2 separate regions of the Homo sapiens genome follow, and region 2 is linked to region 1. The links are chromatin loops, found by intact Hi-C in ENCODE. Cell type or tissue: ascending aorta. All regions are shown on one strand. Links, peaks and the distances in the headings refer to the core of each region. The heading gives the core; the rest is flanking DNA.

Region 1 (10,321 bases), core at 6,373-8,872:
ATGGATGAGCCAACTCACAGTATGAGTGTTTTAGATAAAAGGGGTCTCTGCAATCACCTAATTCATGTTGTAATAATTTAGAAAACAGTAGATGGAGTCCAGGCGCAGTGGCTCACACCTGTAATCCCAGCACTTTGGGAGGCCGAGGCAGGTAGACTGCTTGAGTCCAGGAGTTCGAGACTAGCCTGGGCAACATGGTGAAACCACATCTCTACTAAAAATACAAGAAATTAGCTAGGGATGGTAGTGTGCTCCTGTAGTCCCAGCTACCTTGGAGGCTGAGGTAGAAGAAGAGAGAATCCCCTGAGCCCAGGAGGTAAAGGCTGCTATGAGCCATGATTGTGCCACTTCACTCCAGCCTGAGCAACCAGAGTAAGACCCTGTCTCAAACAAACTAACAAACAAAAGAAAACAAAACAGTAGATGGAAATTCAGAGTGAAATGCCTCATCCAAGGTCACACACTCAGCCCTAGGACTAGACTCTATGTCACTTACAGTGCCCTTTTCTTTACCATGTCATCTTTTCTCTTATTGGGTCAAAGGTTCATTGAAACTAGAAATAGAGAGTAATATTTATTCTTTATAAGATGCTCTGGCCTCTGAAACAACACCCAGAAATCCTCAGTGTGGGGGCAATAATCATATAGAAAAATTTTAAATATTTGGAAACTTTTTAACCTTAAAGCCATACTACACTTAGACTTAAATCCCAGTCATCTATTTTAAATGCACTTCAAAGTTTATAATCAGAAAACTCTAATTTCAAAGGAAGCATTTGTGTTTGTTTCTATTATATAAGAAAGATACGATTTTTTAAAATTAAAATTAAATGGTTATATACATTGCCCTGTGGCTTTCATTTATAAAGCCATGACTTGTTACGTATTTGTTGTGAACTACACTTCAAATAATTTGTTGCCATCAATAGTTAAAATAGTAAAATTTGCAAATGTTTTACTTTTTTGTTTTTGTTTGGTTTGAGTAAATTAGAGCTCATCCTATATTCCTTCTACAATGACACTAGTGTATGTAAGTCCACTCCTGTTTACCTGCATACATGGGAGGGAAAGAGGTAGAATTCCAGGTGGTCATTCCCGGAAGAGTCATACATGTGAAAATAGGCCATTAGTATTCTCAGCACAGAGGTTCCACTGAAGGGAGTCCTGGGATCACAGCAAGTTCTGCATCTTCACTCTACTTGTCACTTCATATCCTAATTCATCTTCTGGTAGCCTGAATTCATCTTCCTGGTAGTCTCTGAGGAACTCAACACCAGAGAATATTTATTTTCCCTTGTTTGAGTCCACCAAGGCCAGCACAGATCTGCTAATGGGGGAGATGCCTATTTAATACTGCACCAAAGAGTCTCAAGCATCATCACTACATGGTTCTTTCACAACTTTGTGGATGCTAATGGGTAGCAAGGACAGCAGAAGTCTCAGAGATGATACAGAGGCTGAAGTAGCCTTTTTGCTTTTTAAGCTTAAAAAAAAAAAAACAAAGCACTAACCAACTTTTGTCATACCCAATGGCATTTTATTATGCTCTACAGAAGGATTTCATTCACAGCTGAGAAGAAAAGTTCTCACTTATCTTTTAAATAAGTTATAATAACTTTTAAAAAAAGCTTAAAATGTAGGAAGGCCATATGAAACCAGACAGCTGAGTCTCTAAATCTGTCTTAAAACAACTGTACTACATGCAAACAATAGAGGCCAGGCATGCTCCCGTTATCTTGCTGAATATAAAATTCTATGCTGACACCATCCTTGATTCAATTCTGTGCTCTTTTCAGTAAGAATTATCCCCTTTATCCTTAAGATTAATACTAATAACGCTCAGAAGCTACTAACATTTCTCAGGTGCCTTCTATGCAATCACCATCTCATATAAACTTCAAATAACCCCATCAATTTGGGATTATTCTCGCAAACTAGTTTCAGAAATTTTAAGCAGCCTCTACAACGTCAGAGCTCCAATTCCAGTGATGGTCCTAGAATTCAAACCCAGATCTTCTGAAGGTCCAGTGGCCTTTCCTCTCTATCCAAACACCTCGCCATGCTTCCAGCAGAGATAATGTTTCAGTCTACTTGTATAAGCTCTTTGACAACTTATACTACTTAAGTATTTTTTAAAAAAGAAGAAATGGAGGTTAAAATAAATTATATTTCCATTTGGACGTTTTACATTGTACTGAAATATTTTTTAAGTAAGACAGTCCAAAATGCTTTAACAATGACTGTATTAGTATGTATTTGTAGATCGAGTTTGTTAAGTCCAGATCCCCAGCAGGTAGGCTTGTATTCTCAGAAACGCAACTGGGATTGAGCTTCTTAAGCTACCTTCATCCCCTATTTCAACTGTTAATTACCTCCTAGATTTATGACCTTGTGTGAGTGATTGGGCCCAAATCAAAGTATGTGAAACAAGTGCACTGACCAAACAGAGTGAAATAATGAGAATTTCATCTACCCAGGTGGGGAAGCCCTTTTCTGCAGATGTTCTTTTCTGTTTCTTCTGCAATGACGATGACTATCTTTGAAATCAACAATTATCAATGAGAAGCACTCTGGTAGAAAATTGAAACAGAAAATGTGAAGAAGGCTCCCATCTTCCTAGAACAGCATGTGACTTTCTGCCATAAGAGCTCATTATTAAGAGGGACTAGTTCACACACCTAACCTTCCAAGGACCACAGCTTTATTAAAGGCACACCAAATGAGCCAGGTGGTTTGGTTCATGTACTAACGATGAATTAGCCCATACCTCAGTACCAAGTAAATAAGGTTGCTAACTTGGAGAAGTCATTCTGGCTGGAGAGAATAAATATGAGCAGGACATAAAAAGAGAAGTGTTTATCTGTGTGGTCAGGGAGAAATTAGGGTTGGAGTGGACACACTTATTATCTATCTGTTTTCCATCAAAACTATTTTTTAAAATGCCACTTGATCATTAATCAACAGATGCCATTCTTTGTAGAGCTATGTAAATCACTTTAGACTCTATAGAATAGATTCAGAAGGTCTGTTTGGTTTGATACCTTCAAATAGCCACACTTTGTTCTTTTAAGGTAATCTCATCACTGAGAGGCTTAACGTGTTTCAGAGATATTACCTGTCCATTCTAGAAACAGCTAGAAAAACAGAAGCAGAAAGATGTCACCCAGGGTCAGGAACAGAGGAAGAAATAGAACCTATGGATTCCACTAATTTACAGTCTGAATTTTAGAATAATGCAAGGTAGCCAGAGGGAAAATGGAGGTCTATTTAAAAATACATTCTGAATAAAGGAGAAAACTGCTCAATGTACATGTGAAATTTTGTTTTTTTTCACTGTTATATATGTGGTGCCTGGAATAACACTTGGCATATTCAAGAAACTCCACAAATATTTGTTGAATGAATAAGTAAAAACGCGAGAATAAAAATGGCCCATCTTCTCAATCAGGTCTATAACTTGAAGCCTAACAGCAGGCTTATCGATGAAATTTAATCATTTTTTTCCAAAAGCCAGACTTTGCTAGCTATCTATACAAGTATAAAGGAATGTGGTTTGCCCTCTCACAGATGAAATGTGACAAGGCACTTGACTAGAACAATGACACATCAATATCTACAAGTACCTCAATTTTAGTTTAGATTTATTGTTGTTGTTTTTTGTGGGTGGGAAGGGAAAGAAGGATGCATTTTAATGCACTTTCTACCGTAGTCTCTATTTATTTTGCCTCTGTCTTTCTCATTGCTCTATGCTGCTCAATTTAATCAGTTTGCCCTTTCACAAAATGTACTAGTCACTGCCTTCTTTTAGGTGTAAAGAGTGTTTCATATTTTATTTTTAAGTAAGTAAAAGGAGAGAGGGAAGGAGGGAGGGAGGCAGGGAGGGAGGGAGAAGGAAGGAAGCGGAAGGGGAAGGAGAAGGGGATAAATAGCAACATTGAGTTGACCAATAGGACAACAGCAAAACCAGCACCTAACAAATTCCAAAGCAATATTAAAAAAGAAAGCCAATGAAGCTTTATGTTCAAAAGCATTCTGTTTAGTTTTATTTTCCTACCAAAATGTCAAAAAAAAAAAAAAAGTCAAGGCACTAAAGGTTTAATATTATACCTGGCTTCATTTACTCTCACCAGAAGGAAAAAACTATGAAAACATGTCTAAGGAGTACTTTGCTATCCCAAAACTTTTAAAAAACTTTAAAAATCTCAATATTCTATTAAAATAGAAAGACAATATATATTAGCAATTTTAGTGGTTTCTGAGCACCGGGCTTGTATCCATGAAGACTTTTTGTACCGATATAAATGACACAACTGACTGTGATTCCATTTACCTATAGGGAGCATTGGACAAAGTGCCTTCTACTCAATTTTAGGATCTAAAAACCAAGAGAGTAAGGTGCAGGAATTTCATTGCCCTTCAAAAATGCAGAATATAAAAATTAGACTATTATTTAAAGAAACATAGCAATAATGGAAGAACAAGCTACTCAAGAAACCAGGGTTCTCTATGTTCCCAGAAGGCAGGAAAAGACTGAGCGAAGTGGAACCCAGCTGTTTGACATTTCACTTCCAACCAGCAACTAACCCTGAATGTTGAATTTGGAAGGCGGTGTGTTATGGAGGTCCAGTCACTCATAGGAGGAGTTCTGCTTGGCAAAAATATTAGAACCACCCCATGATGAATGAAAAGCTAACTTCAGTAATTAAAATGATAAGCCTAGTAAAATGTTGAACTGACTTTAAAAAAATACATTAGCAGAACCAGAAGAGAATACTATAAAAATTTATGTTTAATATTTATCAGCTTCTACAGGAAAGTCACTAAACATATGTGACTACATGATAAATGTTAGAAAAGCTGCAATAGAATAAAAAGGTAGAATACTCTGGACACACATGGAACTGAAAATCTCCCTTAGGCATTGGTTTCCTACTACTTGCATGCCCACAGCACTTTACATTAAAAAAGAAGTCATATGAATCTCTCTTGATAATGAAAGGTTTGTTCTAGACTTGTTAATCATACCTGTATTCTTCTACCCTGGTAACTGCAGGGTACTAGAAGCCATGTTCCACTAAAAGGCCCTAACTTTCCAGCCCAAAGACAGCTCATTCACAGGTTACCTACAAGTGATCTATGGCCAGGTGGCTTTCTATTTCCCAATCTTCTTGAGGTTATTCTAATATTTTGCCCAACAAAGCTCTTTCTTCAAAATGCAATGCCTTCCAAATTAGGCATTCAGATGACTGATTGGAAATTGAATGCCAAGAAAGTCAGCCTTCAGGAGGATAAGGTTAACCAGTCAATTTCCCTCTTAGATGAACTTAAAGTAGTAAATATGGAGTATGCAAGAGAAAGTGAGTTTGACAAAGGCATGGTAAAAAGTCATGAGGTAGAGCACGAACCGTGGGCAGGCCAAGGTGTGGAGGAGGCAGAATTATAATGCAGAGACACTATGAGTAGTATGCAGAAGTTACAAGGTAGACAGAGATACACAGAAGATGGTAAATCAGATGATGCTTGGAAGTAAAGCTTGTAGTGGAAAGAAGTTGACATGAGAAAGAGGTAATACTATGTTCAGGATGGCAAAGGAGAAGGTGAATCCATAAATGGCAGCTGCTGAATTCCCAGTTCCAGATTCAGAGAAACCTAACCATACTCAAGAGTCCTACACCTGGATTTTCATGAAGTTCTAGCATCCTCAATTTCTTTTAATACATCTCCAATTATTAAGCTGGAATTTGTCTTGTAAAAGAAAATAATTTAACAACTTTAAGAAACTGCACATTTCTTTGGCCTACTTTGCCTGCCTACTTTTTAAATTGTACAGTGTCTTAGAGTTTTTAAAAATCTCTAGGTAAAACAAAGCCATAGCTAATGTCTAATCTACTGACTGTAATGAACTTCTTCAGCTTTGTGATTATCACTAAAGGAAACCTGTTCAGTACACTTTGGAAGATAAACCCAAGATGAAAATAACTGTCTCTTAGAGTAAAAAGAATTGATAACAAATGACTTTCAAATCTCTTTATATTCCTGAATGACAAATTTAAAATTTTTGACATGTTGAAAACCTAGTAATATAATAAACCAAGGATGCTCTTCAAGTTGAATAAATACATACAGAACAACATAATATCAACATGAAAAATGCTAGTGCAGCCTCACTGACAGTCAGGAACTCCCAACATCTTCCCAAGTGAGGACCTACTTCTACCCAACTGCTACAATATTTTATTACAAATGCAAGTGTTCATTTGCATCTCTCCTCAGGACTAGAGTGGGGATTCAAAACTCTGGAGCCACATTCACACAGTAGGCTTTGAATAGGAGCTTGGAATGAATCCAAGGTGAAAGAAAAATTCTAGTAACCCGGTAAGAGAATTTGTAAACATTCTTAATGGATTAATTAGTTTATTTGTTTCCCTGGAAGATGTCCTTCAGGAAGCAAGTTCACAAATCAAGATACAGTCTGTGCAGCTGGAGTAGAAAATCAGGGTCAGATTCCCAGGGCTGAGAGGTAAATCTGAAGTGCACTTGAACATTAGCGATAAGAGGCACATTCTGAAGCCACCTCAAAAATGCCAAAGCAGCTATGAAAAGTAAAAATTTCAGTCACATCAGTTCTTTGACATCACACCAATGATTTGTGGGTTTCAGTGCATTAGGTGTTCTGTAAATAAGAAAACTCCCAGAACTAGATCTGCTCAGTGAATGGTTAAAAATGAAGATCTCATAAACAGCTCTGCATCACAGCAGACAGCTAATAGTAAGTATTCAGGGAATGCTGGCTGTCGCACGTTAGCAGTGCTTTCCAGCACATGATAAAAGTCAGACTCTGAAGGTAGACAGATGTGAATTTAAGTTCTCACTTTGAGCGAGTTACTTTAACTTCTTTAAGCTTCAATTTCTCATCTGTGAAAGTATTAATAGATAAAAACCAACCACCCCTTTGGTTGTTCACAATAACTGAAGAAGATAAGACATGTGAAAATCTCACATTTTGAAAGCCTGGCTCTCAAAAAGGCTACTTACTGCCAGAGAAGAAGGAAAAGGAGGAGGCAGGGGCGGAGGAAGAAGGAAGATGAAGGAGAAGCAGCAGCAGTGTCACCATTATTATTACTGGGTTTTTTAACAGACAAAACTCAGAATCAGTCTCAGAGATACTAATGATTTTTTATCTTTCACTGTTAGGCAATTACTGGCACAAGCTTTCATTCTTGGCATTGTAGATCACATAAGTCTTTGTTTTGGGGGGTTGCCCTGTGCATGGTGGGATATTTGGCAGCATCTCTGACCTCTATCCACTAGATGCCAGTAGCACCCCCAAATTATAATAACCAAAAATGACTCCAGATATTGCCAAAATATCCCATGGAAGCAAAATCTCCCCTGGTTGAGAATCATTGGTTGCTACCAATGACAGGGAGTCTGTGGCTTAGAAAATGTTGAAAATCGCCTGAGAAGCAACCCAGACAAGTCAAGGGACAATGCTGGTGTCTGACTGTCACTAACCGAGTCTCACATTCTTATTCAATGTACGGCATGGAATTTTAAAACAAGTACTTGTCAGGAAACCACACAGCAGCAAGCTCAGAATTCCTGAACTTACAAAATAACCCATGGAAACAGTGTGGTGGAAATACAATAAAGCACAAATGACACAGAGAGGAACAATTTGGCAAGTGCTCCCTAATCACCCTCACTCAATGACCTAGTCATAGCATGAGCAATGTCCTTTCTTCTCTCCTGCATGAGGGAAGTGTGGTCAGAGGAAAGACTGGATGCCAAAATCGCCTGTGTTTTCATTCCGCTGGCAACCCTGGCTTCAGGCAAGGCTTGACGTCTCTCTTCCAGTTTTTCCAATTGTAAAACGGAGTTGGTAGTAATGAACCTAACCTAACCAGTGTTTTATTCTAAGCTGAGAATATCTATTCAGCACAGGGCCTTGGGTTATAATAACTATTGGGAGAAAAATCACTACAACCACAGGAAATACTTTTGTTTCCAACCTTTCGGGGTGAAAAATGGAATTTATTTCCTCTTTTTCATGAAATGCTTTGGTTTGGTTTGCCTTACAAGGTCTCTCCTCTGTGCTATCTACACACAGACTAGAAACATTATGTAGATTAGTATTTCTCAACTTGTGTTTCACTACTGATCCCCTCAGAAGGTTTTTGGGGCATTTTTGTCTAATCATGGCCCCTCTTTATGAAATTTTAATACCAGAGAGATATTATCTCTTTATGTACCAAGTTCCCTTGGAGGGCCACAAACCACTGTGAATCTAAGATATTTATGCTCCCCAGGAACCAATTCTCACCACCCTGGGGCAATGCTGGTCCAACTGTGGATTCATGATGTGACAGGATCTAGCTTACGAAGTGTGTTCAGATCCTGAAGAACTAGCTTCCAAAAGCAGGAGCTTAAATCGGGGTTTCTGAAGAGACTGAGAATACTAAAGAGAAACCTGGATAAACCAGATAATTCAATATGACATCAAAGCTACACAACACCTGGAGAAATCCAAATTCCCAAGGAAGAACCGTCTCATTCTCCCAGGGCTGGTGAGTCTCTGGGGCTGACAATGTCCCTCAATGGTTCAGGCCCAGCGTGGTCTCAGCTATAATCTTGCTTCATCTCTGAAGAGAAATGCCATCAAACATGCACTTAAGCATGCAAAAAATTTTGTTGGGATTATAAAATTATAATAAATTAATATAAAAATAAATGGCATGTAATAGCTACCATCAAAGAAATTGGAGCCATGGGGCAAAGGCACTTGTGGCTTTGATGAGGTGGTCAGGTGACCTGACAGGAGAGATGCCTCAAGAAATCACATGACAGCTATATATGCATGTACACTCAGAGGAGGGGAGACAGGGACCAGGGCAGCAGGACAGTAAGTGTGTGCCCTGCAGAAAGGACATTGGCTCCAGCCACATAAAACTCTGAGCTTGGATCACATCTTCTGACTTTCTAGATTTTATGTGATATCTTCTAATTTTTAAATGTGGACTTGAGGGGCCGATAGGGGGGTAAAAGGTGGGAGGAGGGGGAGGGTCCGAAAAAATAACTAATGGGTACTAGGCTTAATGCCTGGGTGATGAAATATCTGTACAACAGGCCCCCATGATACAAGTTTACCTATGTAATGAACCTGTACATGTACCCCTGAACTTAAAAGTTAAAAAACAAGGGCTTAAAATGTCTAAACCTTTTGTGGGCTTAACAGAAACACATCTGCAGACAATAAAAAACTATCCATTTGTCAACTCCATTTGCACACAAACAGCAAGAAAAAGTTCCTCTCTTCTTAAGAAGAGAGGCTGTGACTCCAAGGGACTTCTCAATATCACAGAAAGCACCAAATGGAGAAGGAGTGATGCAAAGCTCCCTCTTTTTATTCCAGTACATCTATGTACCCTAATACAACAGATTAATCTGGTGGGTAATTATGCACAGAAATCACTGCCTCATATCTTTACCATATATGAAAAATTTGGAAATAGTGTACCCTAATTACCTAAAGAAATTTAAATGGCATGCTTCCATGACCACAAGTGAAGAGGACTTACGTGTTTTTTAATATGCTGCATATATAAGCTCTTAATAATCACTGATTTTACCCATAGTTAACAATTTAATAATGGCACATTTCCTATCTAATTAGACAAAAATGTAACATCACCAAACTAATATTACCCTACATATGAATTTTTAAGATTTCTAAAACAGGTAATTAACTGTATCTTGCTAAAAATTTAGTTGATATGAAAGGCCCAAGTGAATTCCAACCCCGAGTCCTTGGCTTTTGGACAATTACAGACCTTTTTATAGTAGCTTGGTATGTTTTTAAATACAGCCCTCCCCAAGTCACAGAGGCTGTGCCAAATTTAGTCTCAGGAGTTCTGCTGTCTAGTGTCAGTTATTTTTCTTCACTTTTCATATTATGACTGTAATAAACAATCCACAGCTTTGTATTTTGCTGACAGACATAAATTCAACGTTGCAAAGCAGTGTCACTCAGATATAGGCATAACGTTAAAGAAATGTGACGTGCTGATGAGTTTCACAGTAGTTATGGGCTCAAGGTCAACAGCTGAGGCAAATTCACTTTAGAGAAAATTACCTAATTTGTAAACTCTTTAGCTAAGGTCTGAGTGATGGAAATAAACTTTTATAAAATAAGTGCATTTCTCTTAGTGATATCAGAAGTTAATGTTGATAGCCACAAGATGCTTAAAACTGAAAAGAAAAATTACAGATTCATGCTTAGCCATTAAATATTGTCAGCATACTCTAGTTCTGACATACTAAT
Region 2 (10,321 bases), core at 4,631-7,130, 430 kb before region 1:
CCTGACCTCAGGTGATCTGCCCACCTTGGCCTCTCAAACTGCTGGTGTGTCCAGAATTGGTTCCTTCTGCTGGGTTCTTGGTCTTGCTGACTTCAAGAATGAAGCCATGGACCCTCGCAATGAGTGTAACAGTTCTTGAAGATGCTGTATCCGGAGTTTGTTCCTTCCAGTGCTCAGACGTGTCCAGTTTCTTCCTTCCGGTGGGTTCGTGGTCTCACTTGACTTCATGAGTGAAGCTGCAGACCTTCCCAGTGAGTGTTACAGCTCTTAAAGCTGGTGCATCCGGAGTTGTTTCTTTCTTCCAGTGGGCTCGTGGTCTCGCTAACTTCAGGAGTGAAGCTGCAGACTTTTGTAGTCAGTGTTACAGCTCTTAAAGGTGGCATGTCCGGAGTCGTTCATTCCTCCCAGTGGGTTTGTAGTCTCGCTGGCTTCAGGAGTGAAGCAGCAGACCTTCCTGGTGAGTGTTACAGCTCATAAAGGTAGTGCGGACCCAGAGTGCACAACAGCAAGATTTATTACAAAGAGTGAAACAACAAAGCTACCACACCCTGGAAGGTGACCCTAGCAGTCGCCTCTGGTGGCTTAGGTGGCCTGCTTTTATTCCCTTACTTGGCCCCACCCACGTCCTGCTGATTTGTCCATTTTACAGAGTGCTGATTGGTCCATTTTACAGAGTGCTGATTGGTCTGTTTTACAGAGTGCTGATTGGTCTGTTTTTACAGAGTGCTGATTTGTGTGTTTACAAACCTTTAGCTAGACACAGAGCGCCCACTGGTGCATTTACGATCCTTTAGCTAGACAGAAAAGTTACCCAAGTCCCCTACCCAATTAGTTAGACACAGAGCACTGATTGGTGTGTTTACAAACATTTAGCTAGATACAGAGTGCTGATTGGTTCATTTACAATCCTTTAGCTAGACACAGAGCACTGATTGGTGCATTTACAATCCTATAGCTAGACAGAAAAGTTCTCCAAGTACCCACCCAACCCAGACGCCCAGCCAGCTTCACTTCTCACTGGGATTACAGTTGTGAGCTCTGCGCCCAGCCAGGTTCTCTTTTAATCCTCATCGTCTCATTCTCATGCTGCACAGTTACTTTCCCATAGTAACATCAAACATTAATGTTATATCTGGTTTTGAACTCTGGTTCTTTTATAATACTGTAAGATAACTGACAGAATATCCAGAAAGAAACAGAGAAATGAATTAAAAATCATCCCGTAAAGAAAAGGGCAGGAGTAAGTAGATGAAAACTACTAGAGTGCCATTTCACTAAGGACTAGAGTACCTTTTCACTAAGGACAAAGAAGTAGACAGTTTCAAGAATGAATTACAATAAAAATTGTCAAAAACTGCAAAATGGCTGGGCACGGTGGCTCATGCCTGTAATCCCAGAACTTTGGGAGGCTGAGGCAAGAGGCTCACTTGAGGCCAGGAGTTCAAGACCAACCTGGCCAACATGGTGAAACCCTGTCTCTACTAAAAATACAAAAATTAGCCAGGCGTGGTGGCGTAGGCCTGTAATCCCAGCTACTCAAGAGGCTGAGGCAGGAGAATCACTTGAACCTGGGAGGCAGAGGCTGCCATGAGCTGAGATCGTGCCACTGCACTCCAACCTGGGCAACAGAGTGAGGCTTCATCTCAAACAAAAACAAAAACAAAAACAAACCCTGAAAAATGGCCAGTGTTCAAGGAGACTGCATTTGTCATTATAGCTGACAACAAAGATGGTGATTTTTTAAAAAAGATAAGTGAGTAGGATGAAAACCATGCTGCAGAGGTAAGGACAGGAGTGATGATGGGGAAGCAACATAGATAGAGGTCTGTCACAAAAATAAAGTGGATAGAAATTGACTGGAAGCCAGAGTGGTACTAAGGTCAAGTAAAGCTCTTTGTCAAAGTAGGAGATGCACATTATTAAAACTAAAGGAGAAAGAAATGGAATGGAGAAGAAAGGAACAAGTAAGGAGCAAAATGATCAATCAAATGATCGGGGTGAAGCTAGCACTTCTGAGAGTCTGCTGAGATGGAAATTTGGAGAGATGTCTGTAGAAGTGGAAGAAAATAGGGTGAGATGAAGATAAGAAACAATGAGGGATAGCCTTGATCTTTTTATTTTAAGAACAAGGTGAGCTCACCAGCTGAAAAAAAGGAGAAGGCAGGAAAGTATTTAAGGCTGGGAAATAACCTAAGTCTGTTGCAGCTGAATTGAGAACGATGAAAATACTCTTTCCACAAAACCATCTACATAAACCTAACTGCTTACAAGGTATCTTCCTTCCTGATCAAATATTATTATGATTATTTGGCTCTTAGAAATCCCCAAAGGACTTTAGAATAATCTGCATGGCATGAAATGGCAAGGTCTTCAATGTAAAAAAAAAAAAAAAAAAAAAAAAGAAGAATTATTTTTAAAAGTAAACAGATTGACCAATACAGAAATTCTGGCCCTTTTCCAAAATTACAGCATGTCATTGGAAAAAATTGGAAGGATGAGGAAGATCTCAGTTCAATTCTATTTCTGCTACACTGTGCTGCTCTCCTATAGCATAGGTATTTAAGTATATGTTAAATGAAATAACTTTTGAAAAACTATATTATTTTAAAATGTGACAAGCATCTCTAACACCTCGTTTACAGAAGCTTGACTAGCTTTTTTATATTGTTTAAGGGAGTAAATAATTTGTTTCTATGGACCAAAATTTTTACCAGATAGTTACTTGCAAATATAAATAATAAAAATATACTAACCTCTTATCCCTTCGGATGTGTGTCCATTTTTTTAAAGCATTGGATGCTATCCAATCTGAACTTTTTGGATAAGAACTAAATCATAGATGATAAAAACCAAGCAGCGAACACTTTTTAGGCAAATATGGGAAGTGAGCCATGCCTATTTCTGGAGAATTTTTTCTCCTGACTTTGTGCATCTCAGATGGCTAGGAACTCAATTCAATTCCCAAATTCTTAAATCCTTGATGTTCAACGTATCATCACCGTATTGCCAAGGAGTATAGATCACAAGGAAGGTGCTTCAAGAAAATCACTCCATTATCATCAAACGCGCTATAAACAATGTTGAAAGACAAATAAAAGTCTTGGGGAAGACATTTGTAATAGATTTACCAAAAACTAATATCTGATTTGTAAATCAGTGTGAATAAATACCAAAATCCTAATAGAAAAAAAAAAAACGTGGGCTAAGCATATAAGCAGGCAATTAAGAAGTGAGGAAAATGATAGATCAAAACATATGAGAAGATGTTCATCTTCACTAATAATAGGGAAACTGCAAGTAAAAAACAATGAATTAACACCTTTTAAATGGCAGGTTCTCAATTCTCAGTAAAATACCGATTGTTGGTAAGGCTGAAAAAAAAAATCACACTCTCCTACCTTGCTGGTGGGAAAGTGAATTTACTAAACCTTGTGGTGAGCAATTTGGCAATATATATTAGAAATATACATATCCTTTGGCCCAGTGATCTCTCTTTTGATTATTTACTCCAAGGGAACAATAAATCATGCACATATGTATAAAAGCAGGAGCACAAAAAAATTCATCACAATGGGGTTTATGAGAAGGAAAACTGAGAAGAATCTAATTATCTAACAAGAGGAAATGTTAAATAATTGTTGTACATCCATACACTAGAATTATCTGTATCTTTTTTAAAAAGATGTTGTACATGTAGATTCACTAATATGGAAAGTTCTTTTTTGACTTATTTTAAATAGAAAAAGAAAGCTTGAGAAATTTCATTGTATGTATATCAAAATATCATGCTGTACACCTTAAATACATACAATAAAAAAAGAAGATTTGAGAGCAACATATATTACATGGTGATGTGGTTTGGATCTGTGTCCCCAGTCAAATCTTATGTTCAGTTGTAATCCCTAGTGTTGGAGGTGGGGCCTGGTGGGAGGTGACTGCATCATGGGGGTGGAGTTCTTTTGAATGGTTTAGCACCAGCCCTCACTTGGTACTGTATAGTGAGTGAGCTCTCATGAAATCTGGTTCTTTAAAAGTGTGTGGAACATTCCCCTTTCTCTCTCAGTCTTGCTCCTACCTTCTAAGACACCTGCTACCACTTTACCTTCTGCCATGCTTGGAAGCTCACTGAGGCCTCCCCAGAAGCACAAGCCACTGTGCCTCCTCTACAACATGAAGAACAATTAGCCAATTAAATCTCTTTTCTTTATAAATCACCTAGTCTCAGGTATTTCATTCTAGCAATGGGAGAAAGGACTAATACAGATAGTGTACTCTATGTATATAGAGTTAGGTGTTCAATCATAAAGAGAAGTGTAGAAAAACATTTATAAAATATTGACTGTGCTTTCTTATATATGGTAGAATTTAAAGTGTTTCCTTCAATAGCTTCTACATGCTTTCCATATTGTCTATTTTTTTCCGTATTTATTATCTTTAATTAAATGCTTCGGATTTTAATATTTAGAACTGCAAGGGAATGGATTTGTCAGCAGTTCCATCATTTTCAATTGTGGCTGATTAAACAGATTTTGGATATGAAATGTATTCGTTAATATCTATGAATTAGTTTCCTTACTCTCAGTACACTTTTTTCTCACTATATAGTGCCTGAACATGAGTAAAATATGCACAGCCAAGTAACTAATTAAGATATTTGTACAATGACAGGGGAGAGTCTTCATTTATGTCATACTTCTCACACAGTTTAGCATATTAACTTCTCTCTATTCAAAAAAGAATGAGTGGGCCACAGTTAAGGAAGATATGTTGGCATATTGAAACCACAAAGGTTAGCAAAGATCCTGAAAACTCTTCAAACTTTATATTTGTTACTTTCAGAGAAGTTTCTTTGTAGGCCATGTGAAACATACATAGTTCACAGAATCTTGAATTAAGCGGCAACGACAGCAATAGATTTTGTGAGCCGGATGCTAGGCTTAATGTCATAAATGGACTACATATTCACTTCAGAGCTATGTTTTTCTAGTGAGTCACAAATGAAACTTCCATAATAATAGTTCCAAGTCATATTCACAAGAAAACTGTTCAGTCAAAGAGAATGAGAAACTTATCACAGATTGACGACTTTCTGATATGGGATGTTCAAATTTTCATATCCTTATAAATTAAGAAATACTAGAATGAAGTGACCAGATGTTCGGCTTCCTTTCTGGAATTTCAAATGTATGTGTATGTGCATGCATACACAGAAACCATTCCTCTGAAGAGCAGAGATTTCTCATCATAAAATGTGTGTCTTCTTATGCTGTCATCGGCCCTCATTTATTATCCATAGTGCTTACATTTCAACACCTTGCATTTTATGTCTTCTTTTATACAGGCTACACAGATTTCAGGAGACATTCTGAAAGAGAGAGAACTGTTTTTCTCCCACTAGATCTTAGAATGAGTGCCTAGAATGCTAAGTAAAATTTTGGCGAAACCATCCATGAAACCTCAAAGAAGTTTTAAGATAGATAATTTTCCCACATTTGTACTCTAGAAGTCAAAGGATTCTGCCAAGTAGATGAAAGTGAGAAATTGGTGGTAAAAACTCCGCTTTAAGTAGGTCAGTTCTTGTCTTTGCCTTTCATGACCTTCAGGTGTCAGTCCTCTAAAACTACTTTAGTCTACCTGATACCATAAACGTCAAGAAAAAGAGAACATTTCTCAGAAATGAAGCCACAGTGCAGTTTAAAAAGTTCTGATACTTGGTGGTGAAACACAACTGTGAGACACTTATGAGTCTGCATGACTATATTAGGAAATGTATGTAAGGACAATTTTAATAATAAGCTTACAACCATTTTTTTGGTTCAGAAATAGGCTTTTCTTAAAAATTAAAAAATAGCACATGCTATTAAGTAATAGTCATTGCAAACATCCCCCCAAAAGTATCTTATAATAGCCATTGCTGTTTTATTTCTAGCTCCATTCTGATCCACAACCAAACTTTTATTTGTCAAATTGTGTCAGTGAGCAAATGAAAAACAGACTGTTTCTTGGCTGAGACCATGAATTCTAGGCAATTAGCATAATAAAAATAAATTCACCTTACATTGATTTACACTCCACCATAATAAGCTACAGACTATTTTTCTTATATTGTTATTGTCTTTTAAAATGTATCTCTAGTAAGATGTAAAAGCACATTATTTTGTCTTTATTTATATATTTATAGGATGTTTAAACTTTCCAATCCATAAAGCTGCATTCCAGGAGTAGAAGTCCAGTTTAGACTGGCCTCCCTCTTAGGTTGATTGATTTGAGAATGAAGAAATATCTTCTGTAAAGAGTATCCCAAATCAGCTCCTGTTTCATGGCCAAAATTCACCTCTTACAATTTCTTACGATTTGCGTTAAGACAGCAGGTTTCTGGGCATACTCTGTTAAAATACAAATATTCTTGGAAGAGTTAACATATAAAACTGATAACACCTTAGAACAGATTAGGAAAGCAAATTATTCTTATGTGAAAGCTAGCTGAGAGTAATACCCTTAAGAGTTGGGATCTGAAAGAAAATTCTCATTTGCGGGTGTTGGTGAGGAATAGAAACCCCGGCACTCATGGAGCAATAAGGAAGGCTCGATGGGAACCAAGAAACTAAGATGAGAGTATGATTCTGGCAGTTTTGCTGAGGAAATAGCTGGATGAGTTTGTATTTCTTAGCTAGGGGCTCATCCAGCCACAGTTTCTTCCTGCTGTCTGACAGGATAGAATGTTGCTTTCTTCTGTTATCTGCCACCAAAGGTAAGGGAAAATAGGAAGAGATTAGTTCCTTAGGTATAAGCTGGGGTTAGGTCTTAGTTGTAAGCTAACCAGATGGCCACTGATAAGGTTTCATTGAAAGATATCTCAAAGGACCCTGACAAAATTAAAGCCTCTCCACTGTTGCGGATAGACATTTAATTTCCCATTACTCTTGTTCTAATGTGTAGGAACTTCAGCTTCTCTCTGTCCTCCGTGGGATAAAGGACCTAACTTGTGTTTGATGAATTAGAGTGAAAGAACTGAGCTCAAGGTATCTTGAATAGAAGAGAAGATGAGGAATGTACTGGGTCGGTGACAATAGGGTAAGATAAAATTTGCAAAGTGAGTAGAGGAAGGATTGAGGGAAACAACACCCAGAGGGAAGAACGTAAAAGGAGGAGGAAGAAAGAAAGAGATAGGATGAGGCAAGAAAAAAAAAAAGAGCCAGGGAAGATGGTAGAAGCATTCAGGACATTCCATTTATTTTGAATTTTGCTGACATCAAATCTTATGATGTTTTAAAAATTGGCTTTTTGTTGGCGTTTAATCAAGTAGCATGTACAAACTAAAGAAATCAAAGAGACTTAGAAAAACCAATTTGTGCAAGTCAGGGCCTCATTAGGAGACATAAATCACACTAGTTATTTGGACAGAATTTTATATAAAGAATTATTAACTGGTTATAAAGTTGTTCACTAAATAAATGAAAGAGTAACAAGGGAACAGTAAGTTATAGTAGAAACAACTGTAGAAAGAAGCTATCATACCTCGCGGTGAGGTAATAAAGGCAAGAGGCTGGAATTAACAGTATTCACCTCTTTATTCTCAAAGGATCAGTTCCAAGACCACCAGTGAATGCCTGAAACCATGGATAATATCAAATCCTATTGCCATCAACTGGAACACATTTCTGTTATGTCTTCCACCCAAAAATGCAATACCTTTCCCATCTTAACTAAGCATTTATCACACACTGTGGCCATCACTTTTGCAGTCTGAGGTGTGACAGAAAAACTAGCACAAATTTCTTTTTCCTTCTTCACAATTTTATGGATAGAAGATTAACTCCACTATAGATCTTAGCAACCTCAGTATATAACTTTTTTTTATTAAGTCTAGAAATTTCACTTTTTTCTTTAAAGAAAGTACTCTACGGCTTCCCTTTGGCATATATGAATTGTCAGCATCACTCCTCTTGCACTTTGAAGCCATTATTAACTAAAATAAGGGTCACTTGAACACAATACTATGATACCACCACAGTCCATCTGATGACGGAGAAGGCTCCTAAGTGACTGATGAGCGGCGAGTATAGAGAGCATGCATGTGCTGGACAAAGAGCTGATTCACCTGTTAAATTTCTAAACACTACTCAGAGTGGTGTGCAATTTAAAACTTCCAAATTGTTTATTTCTGAAATTTTCCATTTAATATTTTCATACTGCTGTTGACCAGAGGTAACTGAAGGTTTAGAAAGTGAAACCATGGATAAGGGAGAACTGCTGTGTTAAACGTATTAGATTGGAGTAGTGGCCCTGTGGAGATGAAATTCAAACTTCTGAGCAGGAACGCTTGGCTGGTGTTGGTGTCTCTGAGTGTCCGATAAGGCTGGTTCTATTAGTGTTAGATAATCTGCAGACTGCGTTCATGTGCTGCTATGGAAAGGCACTGTCAAGGTGAAGAAGTGTTACTAGGAAGATGCTCACAAGAACAGGGAACAGACAGGAAGTTCCTAAGACGGTGATGTGCACTAACAGGAATGGGAATATAAACAGGAAGTAATTGCCTCCCATCCTCCCTCTAGCATCCCCTATTGGCTGAGCCTAACAGAGAACCAGCTGCCCAGGCAGAAATGTGGTTGGCAGAGTCCCAGCCCCAGAGTCATAAAACAGAGTATAGAAGTGGGGCATTGGTGATAAGAGATAAGAGCTTAAGAACTGGCATGCAACCTTTACAAAGCATTATTTTTCCAATTGTCTTTTATTCCTTAATTTTGAGGAGATTTTTATCAAAATCAGAAAATAACAGAGACAAAACACCAAATATCCTTTACTACAGTTGTAACTTCTTTTAAATAAACCAGATTACTGAAAATCTAGATTTGTTTTTTAAAGTAAAAATTATTATTTCATTTGTAGAAAATTATTATGGGATTCTGCTCCAGTTAAATCTCCTTTTCTTTATTTTATGTATTTATTTATTTTTTATTTTTGTATTTATTTATTTATTTATTTTTGAGACAGAGTCTCACTCTGTTGCCCAGGCTGGAGTGCGGTGGCGCCATCTCGGCTCACTGCAAGCTCCGCCTCCCGGGTTCATGCCGGGAGCAGCTGGGACCACAGGCGCCCGCCACCACGCCTGGCTAATTTTTTGTATTTTTAGTAGAGACGGTGTTTCACCATGTTAGCCAGGATGGTCTCGATATCCTGACCTGGTGATCCTCCCGCCTCGGCCTCCCAAAGTGCTGGGATTACAGGCGTGAGCCACCGCGCCCGGCCCTTTTGTTTATTTATACTGTTCTTCTGCAAATATTTATTGAATATCTAATACGTGTCAGAAACTATTCTAGGTACTTGAAGTACATCAGAGAATAAAAGAGAAAATATCTTTGCATTCATAGAACTTGATTTTTACAGAAGATTTATATCTTTCAACATTCAGAAATAATCAATTGCAAATATTTTATGAAAAATAGATCTGGTGTACAATCAAAGATTACTTGTATTGACAATTATGGCAATAGACACATTTAGAGGTATGCTGAAATTCTGGAACCTTATTCAAGTATATCCATTTTTCCTGCTCACTCTCAGATGGATTTCCCCCAACTTATTTTTGCATCTCTGAAGAGAATTAAACAGGTATTAATATGATATAAGATTATACCAAGACTGCCTTTTAAATAACTTACACCTGAGAGCTACACCATAAAACCCATAGAAGTTTCCTCTTTTAGCATCTACTACCCCATAAGACGTAAGGATAATTTAGTGTGAGTAAGAGAAGGGAAATACAGGGAGGATTTTTGAATAATGTTTAACTAATATGCTTCCTTCAAATAAATGTAAATATATATATATATATATATATATATCTTTCTAGCACATAGTAATAGTTTACAAGCTCAAATTTGGTTTCTGCACCATATAAAAATTATCTGTGAAACTTTGTGCCAATTAAAAGAATTGTTCTGATTTATACATAGATCATGTAGTGTTTCTCAGAACCACCATGGTCACATTAAAATTATCCACCACATTTATTCTTTAAGATATTCAGAGAAATCTCAATAGAGAAGACTTGAGCTGTGATATCCCCTCATAAAAATACAAAATTCCTTTCTCATTGATCATAGAAGAACCTAAGGTACAGATATTACATTATATTTTTGACATTTTAAGAAGAAATATAATCTTCAAGGTCTTAGAAATGGTAGGTTCACTGTCATCAGCAATATTTAAACATAAACCTTTAACAGCAAATACCTCAGAGCTTTACATAGTAGCTGCTCCATTAAGGTTTGCAGATCACATTATTTTATTTATTTTTAATAATCAACAAGTAAATAAG

The links. Peaks named below come from ENCODE experiments on the same cell type or tissue, not always from the same donor. Only the 100,000 strongest peaks of a DNase experiment are listed, where the experiment ranks them.
Region 2: it touches region 1 in a loop (2.4-fold over the local background); 1 of 110 quality-filtered maps calls a loop at or near these places.

What each region holds. Positions count from the first base shown.
Region 1 is chr2:199,296,313-199,306,633 of GRCh38, forward strand. The region is part of intron 10 of SATB2 (SATB homeobox 2); the gene reads right to left. Among named protein-coding and RNA genes, the nearest start is that of SATB2, 160 kb to the right of the region's middle. In ascending aorta, for the core only: no CTCF peak of the experiment used is centred there; a DNase peak (open chromatin) is centred at 7,769; H3K4me3 peaks cover 540 bases; H3K27ac peaks cover 2,500 bases.
Region 2 is chr2:198,869,004-198,879,324 of GRCh38, forward strand. No RefSeq gene overlaps it. Among named protein-coding and RNA genes, the nearest start is that of LINC01923, 500 kb to the left of the region's middle. In ascending aorta, for the core only: no CTCF peak of the experiment used is centred there; no DNase peak of the experiment used is centred there; H3K27ac peaks cover 2,500 bases.